2 separate regions of the Homo sapiens genome follow, and region 2 is linked to region 1. Evidence: chromatin contacts called from ENCODE Hi-C or POLR2A ChIA-PET data. All regions are on one chromosome and are shown on one strand. Each heading gives the region's core, a stretch centred on a gene start or an enhancer-like site at or near the end of the contact. The rest is flanking DNA. Distances are from core to core; before and after follow the strand shown. Region 1 overlaps SHTN1 (shootin 1). Region 2 holds the start of ENO4 (enolase 4).

What was found. Hi-C counts contacts between places; a loop is a spot of excess contacts on that map. ChIA-PET counts read pairs that join two places held with the same protein, here RNA polymerase II (POLR2A). Pooled maps may share reads with other maps.
Region 2: a loop to region 1 is called in a map of endothelial cell of umbilical vein, with 3 times the contacts of the local background. The contact joins the promoter of ENO4 here to the enhancer-like site in region 1. A Hi-C loop is called at or near these places in 1 of 168 maps with a recorded cell type or tissue (endothelial cell of umbilical vein), 2 of 37 single-sample maps with no recorded cell type and 4 of 50 pooled maps. POLR2A ChIA-PET finds 5 or more read pairs at or near these places in 3 of 52 experiments (MCF 10A, OCI-LY7 and activated CD8-positive, alpha-beta memory T cell).

Annotation. Positions count from the first base shown.
Region 1 is chr10:116,945,084-116,950,415 of GRCh38, forward strand. It overlaps SHTN1 (shootin 1), which reads right to left. Exons shown (of 17, transcript NM_001127211.3): 7 at 3,833-3,914. Among named protein-coding and RNA genes, the nearest start is that of SHTN1, 57 kb to the right of the region's middle. Within about 2 kb of position 2,853, at least 6 of the 41 ENCODE cell types and tissues checked have a DNase peak (open chromatin) inside an H3K27ac peak, as active enhancers do; they include endothelial cell of umbilical vein, where a contact is called at or near this core.
Region 2 is chr10:116,848,249-116,853,580 of GRCh38, forward strand. ENO4 (enolase 4) reads left to right here and starts at 1,251. Exons shown (of 14, transcript NM_001242699.2): 1 at 1,251-1,483. The coding sequence starts at 1,319. It also overlaps a transcript of HSPA12A not described here. RefSeq lists an enhancer at 1-67.

The sequences.
Region 1 (5,332 bases), core at 1,603-4,102:
GAAAAACAGTGTTGAAAAGATTTTTCATACCAGCATACAGGTACCCTCATGCATTCCTGGTTGGCATACAAACTGATAAAACCTTTTTGGAGAGCAACTTGGCAACGTGAATCAAAAATCTAAAACTATTCATACACTTTGAATAATCCCACTTCCAGGAATGCATATGCTAAGATTGTAACACATGAGCATATACAGACATTTGGTTGCAAGGATGCTCTCTACCTCATTGCTGATAAAAGTGAAATGACATAATACTCTAACACAGAAGAATGAGTAAATTGTAGTACAAGAAATATTATTCTGCCATCAAAATTATATTGTAGAAGCATACTTAGTAAATGGAAAGACATCTGTGATGTATTTTTAAAAATAGATTGCAAAAATTAGTGCAAAGTGAATTCATTTTTGTTCTTTAAAAGCCACAGATAAAGCACATCAACAGCCATTTCACAGAATAGAAAATATACAAAAGGCCAATAAACATGTGGAAAGATGCTCATCTTCATTAGGAATCAAGGAAATGCAGAGTAAAAACACTTCTTACACCCATCCAAGAGGCAACTGGTAAAAATTTTAAAGCATGGTTTTATTAAATTTGGTATGCAGTGAAAAAAAACTGAAGATAAAATTTGACATTTGGCATGTGTCTTAAAGCAACTCTTGGACATGTGCACCAGATGACATGTCTAACATTTTTTATAACAGCATGACTCAGAATAGCAGAAATATGGAAACAGCCCAAAGTCTACCAATAGGATACTACTTAAAATAATTTTAGTGTAGTCATCTAATGGAATAGTATATAGCAGTGAAAACAAACATACCACAGCTATGCCTGTCCACATGCATGAATCTCACAAACACAAAAAGTTGCAGAAGGTTACAGGAAAAATGATTCCATTTACATAGAGTTCAAAAATATGCAAAATTAAACAATGCTGTTTAGAGATATAGACATATTTGGCAAAACTACAAATAAAAGAAAGGAAATAATAAAAATTCAAGGGAGGGGTAAGAGTAGAGAGGGATGTTCATGGGTTTGTAAGGTACCAGCAAGTATAAAGAGATTCCTTTTACTGGTATTTCCTCTGTCTTCCATATATATATAAATATATATATAAACATATTTAACAAAACATTTAATATGTATATATGTAGAGAGAGTTTTTTTTAAGATTGGAAGAATATACACTAAAATGGTACTAGTGCTTATCTCTGGATTGTAAAGGTTGAGATTTTTTTCTTTCCTTACATGAATCTAAATTTTCCACCAAAAAAAGTATACTACCTGAATATATACATTTTTATGTATAAAAATATATGTATTATATATAATATTAAATGTAAATAAATGTATAAATTATGTATATGTATATACATATGTATAAAATGTAAATATTTTATATATAAATATATAAAATGATTTATATATAAATATATAAAATGATTTATATATAAATATATAAAATGATTTATATATAAATATATAAAATGATTTATATATAAATATATAAAATGATTTATATATAAATATATAAAATGATTTATATATAAATATATAAAATGATTTATATATAAATATATAAAATGATTTATATATATAATATATATATATGTTTTATTTATTTATTTATTTATTTTTTGAGAGATGGAGTCTCACTATGTCTGTCGCCCAGGCTGGAAGGCAGTGGTGCAATCTTGGTTCACTGCAACCTCCGCCTCCTAGGTTCAAGTGATTCTCCTGCCTCAGCCTCCTGAGTAGCTGGGATTACAGGCAGGTGCGTGCCACCATATCTGGCTAATTTTTGTATTTCAGTAGAGACGAGGTTTTACCATGTTGGCCAGGCTGGTCTCAAACTCCTGATCTCAAGTAATCCGCCCACCTCAGCCTCCCAAAGTGCTGGGATTACAGGTGTGAGCCACCGCGCCTGGACATATAAGTTATTTTTAAGTGTTCTCCATATTTACAAAGGAGAGAAACAGCCTTAGATGCATTCAGAACCAAAGAATCAGAGCTTTGTACCAAGGAGTTACTGCAAGACCGAAAGCTTCAAAAGGTCCTGTCAAATAAAAGTAATATAAATTCTTTGCTATTTTCAACATTCAGTGGCCTATTTTGTTAAATAGTGATAATGACAGGACAGAGGGAGTGACGATACCATTAGATATTAGGCACAAGCTGGGCAGACAGCACACTGTCCATCCACTTCTGGTGAGTCACCTCCACCCTGAGCTGAGTCATACCAACAAAATCTTTCAAAAGGCTCTCTTAACAGCTGCCTTCACACACTGCTCCACCAGGGCACTTCAATCCTAACTGACTTAAGGACTGGTTTGCTGCGTAATGACATAGAATTTCAAACTCTGTACTCAATCTACAGCCTCTTCAGATGAAAGACTAATAAGTAAAGCAATAAGAGTGGTGATTTTTTGGTGTGAATTATAGGTCCCTGAGAGCTAAATGATTTTCAAGCCTATTTAAACAAGAAATTTCATGAAGAAAACAAAGAACACTATGACGATCTGAAGCCCAGGCAAGATAATTGACTCTCTTTTCTATGTCCAGAACACTATAATAAAAAGGGAATTTTCACGTGTCCTGGCCCTTCTGACTTGGAATCTGAAAGAAATCAGGTTGGTCCTAGTCAGGTATTTATTTATATAATTTTTCTCTCTTCCTAGACAGGGGACTCTCTGAAGGCAAGATCTACATGATTAATCCTTGCAGAACCCTTTTCCTAGCACAGTGAATCAAGACTGAAAATTCTACACCATTTCTATCTTTAAATACAGAAAGACTTGGAGAAATGTTACAATCCAGCATATTGCCCACATTTAACTACAAGGTCCTTTATTTACAAAAAAAATTCCCAGTTGATGAATCACAAAAAGATTGACAGCTACCACCAATAACAATAGGGAAGGCCCTGGGTCGCAAAGGTTTCCTGTTAGTGTTGCAGCTTCTAAACAAGGAAAGAGAGTGACTGAGGGAAAAAGAGAGAACAGAAAGTATATTAAGTTCTTCTTACCACTTCCAGAATTATTTTTGCAGAACTACACTTTGGCATCACTTCCTTGTCTTAAACTGGGAGATACATGAAACAGCCCCGATGAGAGCTGATGCTGTGTTTTATAACTAGATGGATAAAGTCACTGTTGCCCAAAGTACACAAAGTTTTCTCTGGATATAGCCACTGGAGACACTTCCCTCTCACCAGGAGAGCAGGTCTGCTTTTCCTGATCATTAGGTTCATTTTCATGTGATTCATTTAAATGATCATCAATCTCTTATTGCACTGACTGTCAGACAGCTCAGAACCAGATTTCAAACACACAGGCAGGAAATGTGCAAGACCTCAGAACAAGTATGCACTTTGTATACCAATCTAACTCTTACTTTCCTTTATCCCTTTTTCCACATCCTCTTAATTTAAAATTTCATCACATAATGTTACATGTTTTATGTAGACAGCCTAACCTCTTCTGGATTGAGATTTACTAAATAACCTACCAAACATATAAATGCTGAGGGGAGAGCTAAAAAGGCCATGATCCCTGGATATATGTAAGACAGAAATAGTATTTCGGTTTGAAGTTTCAAAATGAGTGGGTTCCTTGTTCCTCAAGTGAAATCACTTTTAGATGTCCCCAGACTCTAAGTTGGGTAATAAAACAATGGAAATGGGAGAGACACAATGCTAGAAAATCACAATATAGGAGAAGATTTTATTTACAGTCATATTTAGGCACAGGTGTAAAATGACACACAATATATGCAAACAGAACACACCGCATACGTATTTGAGAAAAAAAGACTGGACAGACTTACCTCTATTGCATTTTTCTAAGACTTTTCTCTGTTCAAGAACTTCTGAATTTAAAACAGTCTTTTCTTGTTTAACTTTATTTACCTAAAAATGTGAAATTTTGAGGGGAGAAAACACCAAAAATTGTAAAACAGGACATATGGCAATGTGTGATACTCAATTGCTGTTCAACTTTCAACATGAAGTTACAATTTAAAGCAGAAATTGGTTTCAATGTGTTAGGACTTTTTATTAAAGCTCTTCTTTAAAGCTTCAAGGATAGCTATTTAAGTTAGGATGTATACCTGGTACAGAACTTATTTATATATTCCAGTTGGCACTGGCACCTAAACATAACAGTATGCTAGCCATCCAATGTATATGATACATATTTTTTTAATTAAAAAAAAACAAAGAATATAGAGATGGGGTCTCCTATGTTGCCGAGGCTGGTCTCGAACTCCTGGGCTCAAGCAATCCTCCTGCTTCAGCCTCCCGAAGTGCTGGGATTACAGGCGTGAGCCACCATACCCAGCCATGATTCATATTTTTAATGCAAAAATCCAACTAAAGATCACCCAGAAAATACAAGAATCATTTAGTCAAGATCCGATACTCAATTTTGGTATTCATTTTAAATGTTGATTAGCATTAGGAGATATACCTAATGTAAATGACAAGTTAATGGGTGCAGCACACCAACATGGCACATGTATACATATGTAACAAACCTGCACATTGTGCACATGTGCCCTAGAACTTAAAGTATAATAATTTAAATAAAATACAATAAAATAAAAATGCTGATTATTTTTGACTTAAGTAAGATGAACATGAACTTTTAAAATAAGACTTTGAACTCTGATGACTCTTGGCTTAAATAAAACACATATAAATACTCCCACAAAAATTTAAATTTCTGAAGTAACTTTTGATGTCTATCAACGAAAGAGAATACTATAGAAAAGTTTTTTTAAAAAAAAAGAACATAAAGTAAAGCTACATATATCAAGGTAGAAGATAAATCTCAAATATATTGAATTTAGAAAGCAGGCATGTTTATAATATTTAAAAACACTCAAAATACTATGTATTGTAGTGAACATGTAAATATATGCACTGACATGATAAACACCAAGTTCAGAATAACAGTTGTTTAGGGAAACTGGGCAGGGAGCAAGGAGTATGCAACCAGAAAGAGTTACACCAGGGCTTTCATCACCATGCTAATATTCTGTGAATTAAGTTGGGTAGCAGGTATATGGATGTTCATTAAAAATAATTTTTTTAGAGACAGGGTCTCAGTCTGTCACTCAGGCTGGAGGGTGGTAATACGATCATAGCTCATTGCAGCCTGGAACTCCTGGGTTCAAGCAATCCTCCCACCTCAGCCCTCTGAGTAGCTGGGACTACAGGCACATGCCACCATGCCTGGCTAATATTTTTAAAAATTTTTTTGAGAGACGAGGTCTTGCTAGGAGGTCTTGCTGATCTCCAACTCCTGGGCTCAAGTGATCCTCCTG
Region 2 (5,332 bases), core at 1-2,500, 98 kb before region 1:
TGATGGTCCATTACACACAGACAGTGAGACGTTCCGTAAGAGAGCAGAGAGAACACGGAGGAAGTTTGGAAGGTGCATGTCTGGGTTTGTGTAACAGTACTTATAGCATCACATTTTTATGCATCTGCACCCATACGTGCATGTATTGAAAATAACTGTGTTTCAAAGTGCTTTCTCACTCACTTCCTCATTTTGTACTAAGTGACTCGGGAAACAGGCAGAGGAGGTAAGATGATGTTTTCCAGAGGGGGGAAAGTGTGGCACAGATCTTGTAACTGATCTGCTTAGGTAGGAAACATAAACAGGCGTGAGTGGAACAAGAACACCCTGTCCGTCGCCGCCCACTCCTGCAGCAGAGGAAGTATCTAGAACTGAGGACGCACACTAAGTTCTGTAATCGCATGATACCTGGCAGGTACAATGAAGCCAGGAAGGCACTTCGGATTGAAAAGGGCAAGGACATAGGCAGCATTCTGGAGAGGGAACGTGAGCCAAGGCCATTCCCCCATTTCCGTTTTACCTCCCCAAGTCCTGCCTGAATCATCCCCCATCCTTAGGTCTGCCCAAACCACAACCATCCCTTAGGGTTCACCCCAGATATTTTCAACCCACACTGGTTTTTTTCATTCCATTGATTTCACCCCCACTAATATCCCAGAGAAGGGCAAGTGGCCGTTTCTCTCCTGGACATCATAGCAGGCCCAGCCAGCACACGGCTCGGCTCAGAGCAGGTAGTTAATAAACATGAGCCGAATGAAAGAATTCCTGAGATCGCCACCGCTCAGTAAGGATGCCCTGAGCCCCTACATCCCTCCCCCAACAGAGTGGGCCTGCCTGGCACGGGCGGCCTTAGCAACCCGGAGGAGCTCACTAACAGCAGAGAGCAAGGGGGCGCGTGGGGAGGGCGGGGTGGCCCAAGACGCTGGGCCACTGGGACCCGAGCGCGCGACCCCAGCCGGAATTCGGAGCTAAGGCTGCCGCGCTCCGGCAAAACGCGCTTGATGAGGTCGTTAAAGATTTCCCCCTCTGGAAAATCGCCAGGGAAAAGTGGTGAAAAACGAAGCCGGGAGGGCCCTAGTCTCGGGAGTCTAGGAGGAGCCCAACCCCCGGACCTAATGCCGCAGGGAGAAAAGACAGAGCAGCGAGCGCAAATACCATCCTAGCTCCAATAAAAGGGAACGACTTTTACCGCAGGAAGAACCTAGGCCTGGAAGCCACGCGAGATCTGGGGGTCGGGATCACGTTGCGTTGCCTAGCGACAGCAGGGACGCTCGTGGGACCCCAGGCTAAACCCCGCTGTAGCCTTAAATCTCCTACCATGGAGGAAGAAGGCGGCGGCCGCAGCTGTGGGACCACTAGGGAGCTGCAGAAGCTGAAGCAGCAGGCGATGGAGTACTACCGGGAGAACGACGTTCCGCGCAGGCTGGAAGAGCTGCTCAACTCCACCTTCTACCTCCAGCCTGCCGACGTCTACGGGCACCTGGTAGGGACCTGGGACAAGCGCTCTCCTCCCGCCAACCCCTCTCCCCCCGCCCCGCGCTGCGGCAACGCCTTGCGCCTGCGCCTGCGCCTCAGAATCTCGCATGCCAGCCGCCCGGGCCCTGGGCCTGCGTGTGCGGAGGAGACTTCTGGAGGGAAGGAGCGGGAAGGACACCCAGGGGTGAAGGGATCTCCCCAGAGAAAGTGGCAGAAAGGAGGCAGCTGGAGGAAAGAGGGCGCTAGGCGTATTTGACCTGCAGCGGCAGCCCAGGGGCTGGCAGGCTTCCTCGCTGCCTAAGAGGCCTCTCCGTTTGTGGGCCGGCCCACCGCCCATGCTTGCCAATTGTCATTTTTAACACATACCTTAATGCCCTCAGCTCAGCTCACCGACCTTAAGCAGCTCCTCTTTGATCACAGGATGAACACCTTGGCGTTTGCTACAACTTGGCTTCAGCCTATTCTGGGGCCTCATCCTACTGGCTCCTCTGCCGGGATGCCAGTTAATATCTGACCAGCCCCGCCCTAAACTCCAAAATTCAGACCAAAGCCTTGCCCACGTAGCCCTGGACCAACCGTCCTTCTGGGTTCCTACAGCATTTCCTTCGTGTATTGTAGTCTCTTGAGGCAGCCTCCCTAGGCAGCCTGTGAGCCCCTGCTGGGCTCAGAAGCCTTGTCTTCTCACCTTCCGGGTCTCTGCCCAGCCCTGAGATCTGGCACATACCTTAGCGTTAAGCAGTGAGCAGCTGAAGCAAAGACGTTTTCTCCCTTCCAGATCTATAAGTAGTAAGGAAGGCAGTGTGGCTGGGGCCCCTAGGAGTTTGCACTATGGCAAGGCAAAGCAAGGAGGCAATGTGAACACCAAGCAGAAGGAGTCCTATGAAGAGGCAGATGTGCTGTCAGGGTGCAAAACCACGTCGTATTGAGGCAGTTGATATAAAGGATGTTCCGCGAATGACTTTTTCCCACTCATGGCCTATACTATCAAAGGGGAGAGGTGTGGGGTTTACTGAGCCCCTTGTGCTGCGTACTGTAACTCAATCCTCAGTACCACTGCGACGAGGTAAAAATGATGATTCCCATTTTACAAATAAAGAACCTGTGGCCAGTGCAATTTAAATGATTTTCCCAAAGGACATAGTGACAGAAGAAAAAAAATCAAACCACATTTGTGTCCCTAGTACCCAGCAGAGTGCATGGCACACAGTGGATGCTGAGAAACTACCTGCAGGATGAATGAGTGAATGCTTGACTCTCATTCCATTCTCTTCCTACTATCTGTTGCTAGAGGAATTCTTGAACACAATCTATTCTAACGTCCTCATTTTACAGGGACACCAAGTCTTTGTCTCACAGCTACTTAGTGTACAAGCTAGGACTAAAAACATGGACTCTTGTTCCCCAGTATAATGATCTTCTTATTCTATTAGGCAGCCAGGATATTCGTTTGTACAGCTCTCTGGGAACTTACATCTTAGTTTGGGACAAAAGTCACTAATACATAAAATAATTGGAGCAAAAGATAAGGTGATAGATGACTGTGTGCTAGATTGAGGGGCAGATCCCTATATGCCTATTAAAGGAATTCAGGGATGGAAAAGATCCTTGGAGGCTGTATATCCAGGAAGGCTTTGGCTTGGACTTCGAAGGATGTTCAGGAATTGCAGAGGCAAAAAAGCAAACTCCTTGAACCTGGGAATCGGAGGTTGCAGTGAGCCGAGATTGCACCACTGCACTCCAGCCTCGGCAACAGAGCGAGACTCCGTCTCAAAAAGAAAAACAGAAAAAAGCAATCTCCTTTTCCTTTTCTTAGTAACTGCCCTAGTTTTGGCCGTGCTTACTCTCACCTCGTCTCTCCCTCTATCTAGTTCATCCTGCAGAATGCTGCCAGAGCAGTGTCCTAACATGCAAGTCTGACCACACTTCTCTTCCTCAGAACCTCCTGTGGCTTTCCCGTGCTTGCTGGCCTTCATGTGTGTGGTTCACAGTGCTCAGCCCCTCCCTCTGGTAACAGGCGCATCTCCCACTCCCTGCCCTCCTCCTCTACACCGAATCACTGACTGTTCCCCAAAGCCAGAAGTTTCCTACCTCCCTCCTCTTTGCTTGTCCCATTCTCTCTCCCTGAAATATCTGCTCACCACATCTCCCCCTTGACTGGCACTGAAACACTATACCTCCTCCAGTGTTCAGCTCCAATGTCATTTCTTCTGTCCCTCTCCAACATTGATATGGCTTGGCTCTATCCCCTCCCAAACCTCATCTTGAATTGTACTGCTCATAATCCCCACATATGACATGTGGGGAGGGACCGGGTGGGAGGTAATTAAATTATGGGGGTGGTTACTCTCATGCTGTTCTCGTGATAGTGACTTCTCATGAGAGCTGATGGTTTTATAAGGGGCTTCCCCGCTTCACTTTGCACTTCTCCTTCCCGCCCTCATGTGAAGAAGGATGTGTTTGCTTCTCCCTCCACCATGATTGTAAGTTTCCTGAGGCCTCTGCAGCTGTGCAGAACTGTGAGTCAATTAAACCTCTTTCCTTTATAAATTACCCAGTCTCAGGCAGTCCTTGATAGCAGTGTGAGAACAAACTAAGACAGACATATTAGAGGAATTCACACATGGTAAAGATCCTTGTAGGCAATAACAATACAATTTATTCCATCATCATAAAACTGAATGAGAGAGTTTTGGACTGGGAATGTGGCAGATCTGGTTTTGATTCTTATCTCTGCCACTTCCTCACTGTGATAGAGTTACACTGATGGTCCTCCAAGAAACTACACTTCCAGTGTGAACACCTTTTTGTAAGTCCCTCCCACACTGACTCTGGAATTGGCTATGTCACTTACTTTGATCAATAGGACCTTGACAAACACGATACAAACAGAGAGTTGATCAGTGCTGGCATATGGAAGCTTGTCCTCTTGGAATCTAGTCATCATGCTGTGAGGATGTCCCAATTACCCTACTGGAAAGAGTGAGGTTGTGTAGAGAAAGACCTTGGCAGATACGAGACCCCTCAGGATATCCTGTGAGAAAGATAGATGCCCAGCCAACCCCTCACTGTGCCAGCCATCCCAGCTACGGCACTGGACATTGAGTGAAAACAGCTTGGATATGCTGGCTCCTGTCAAGCCTCCAGATGATTACATCTGCATAAGGGACTCCAGAGAAGCCCAGCAAAAGAATTTCCCAGTTGAAGCCCCACCCAGATTACAGGACCATGAGCAAGTTAATGGTTTAAACCACCAAGGTTTGGGGTGGTCTGTTACAAAGCAGTAGATAATGGCCGGGCGCGGTGGCTCACGCCTGTAATCCCAGCACTTTGGGAGGCTGAGGCGGGCGGATCACAAGGTCAGGAGATCGAGACCATCCTGGCTAACACGGTGAAACCCTGTCTCTACTAAAAATACAAAAAATTAGCTGGGAGTGGTGTCGGGCGACTGTAGTCCCAGCTACTCGTGAGGCTGAGGCAGGAGAATGGCGTGAACCCGGGAGGCGGAGCTTGCAGCGAGCCAAGATTGTGCCACTGCACTCCAGCCTGGGTGACAGAGTGAGACTCCGTCTCAAAAAAAAAAAAAAAAAAAACCAAAGCAGTAGATAATGAAAACATTAGCTAAGTGATCTTGGACAGTTAATTTTTGTGGAACTGTCTGCCCATCTGTGGGATGGAGATGATATCACATAGCTTAGAGAGTTGAATGTAATGACATAATGTATATACAGTGCCCAGGGATGTCACTGACATTTATTAATTTATACGAGATTTAATTTATAGAATCCTATATATGTCAGGCCCTGTGGTTTGAGATATAGTGATAAAGAAGTCATTCTTTCACAGCCCATATTAAGCA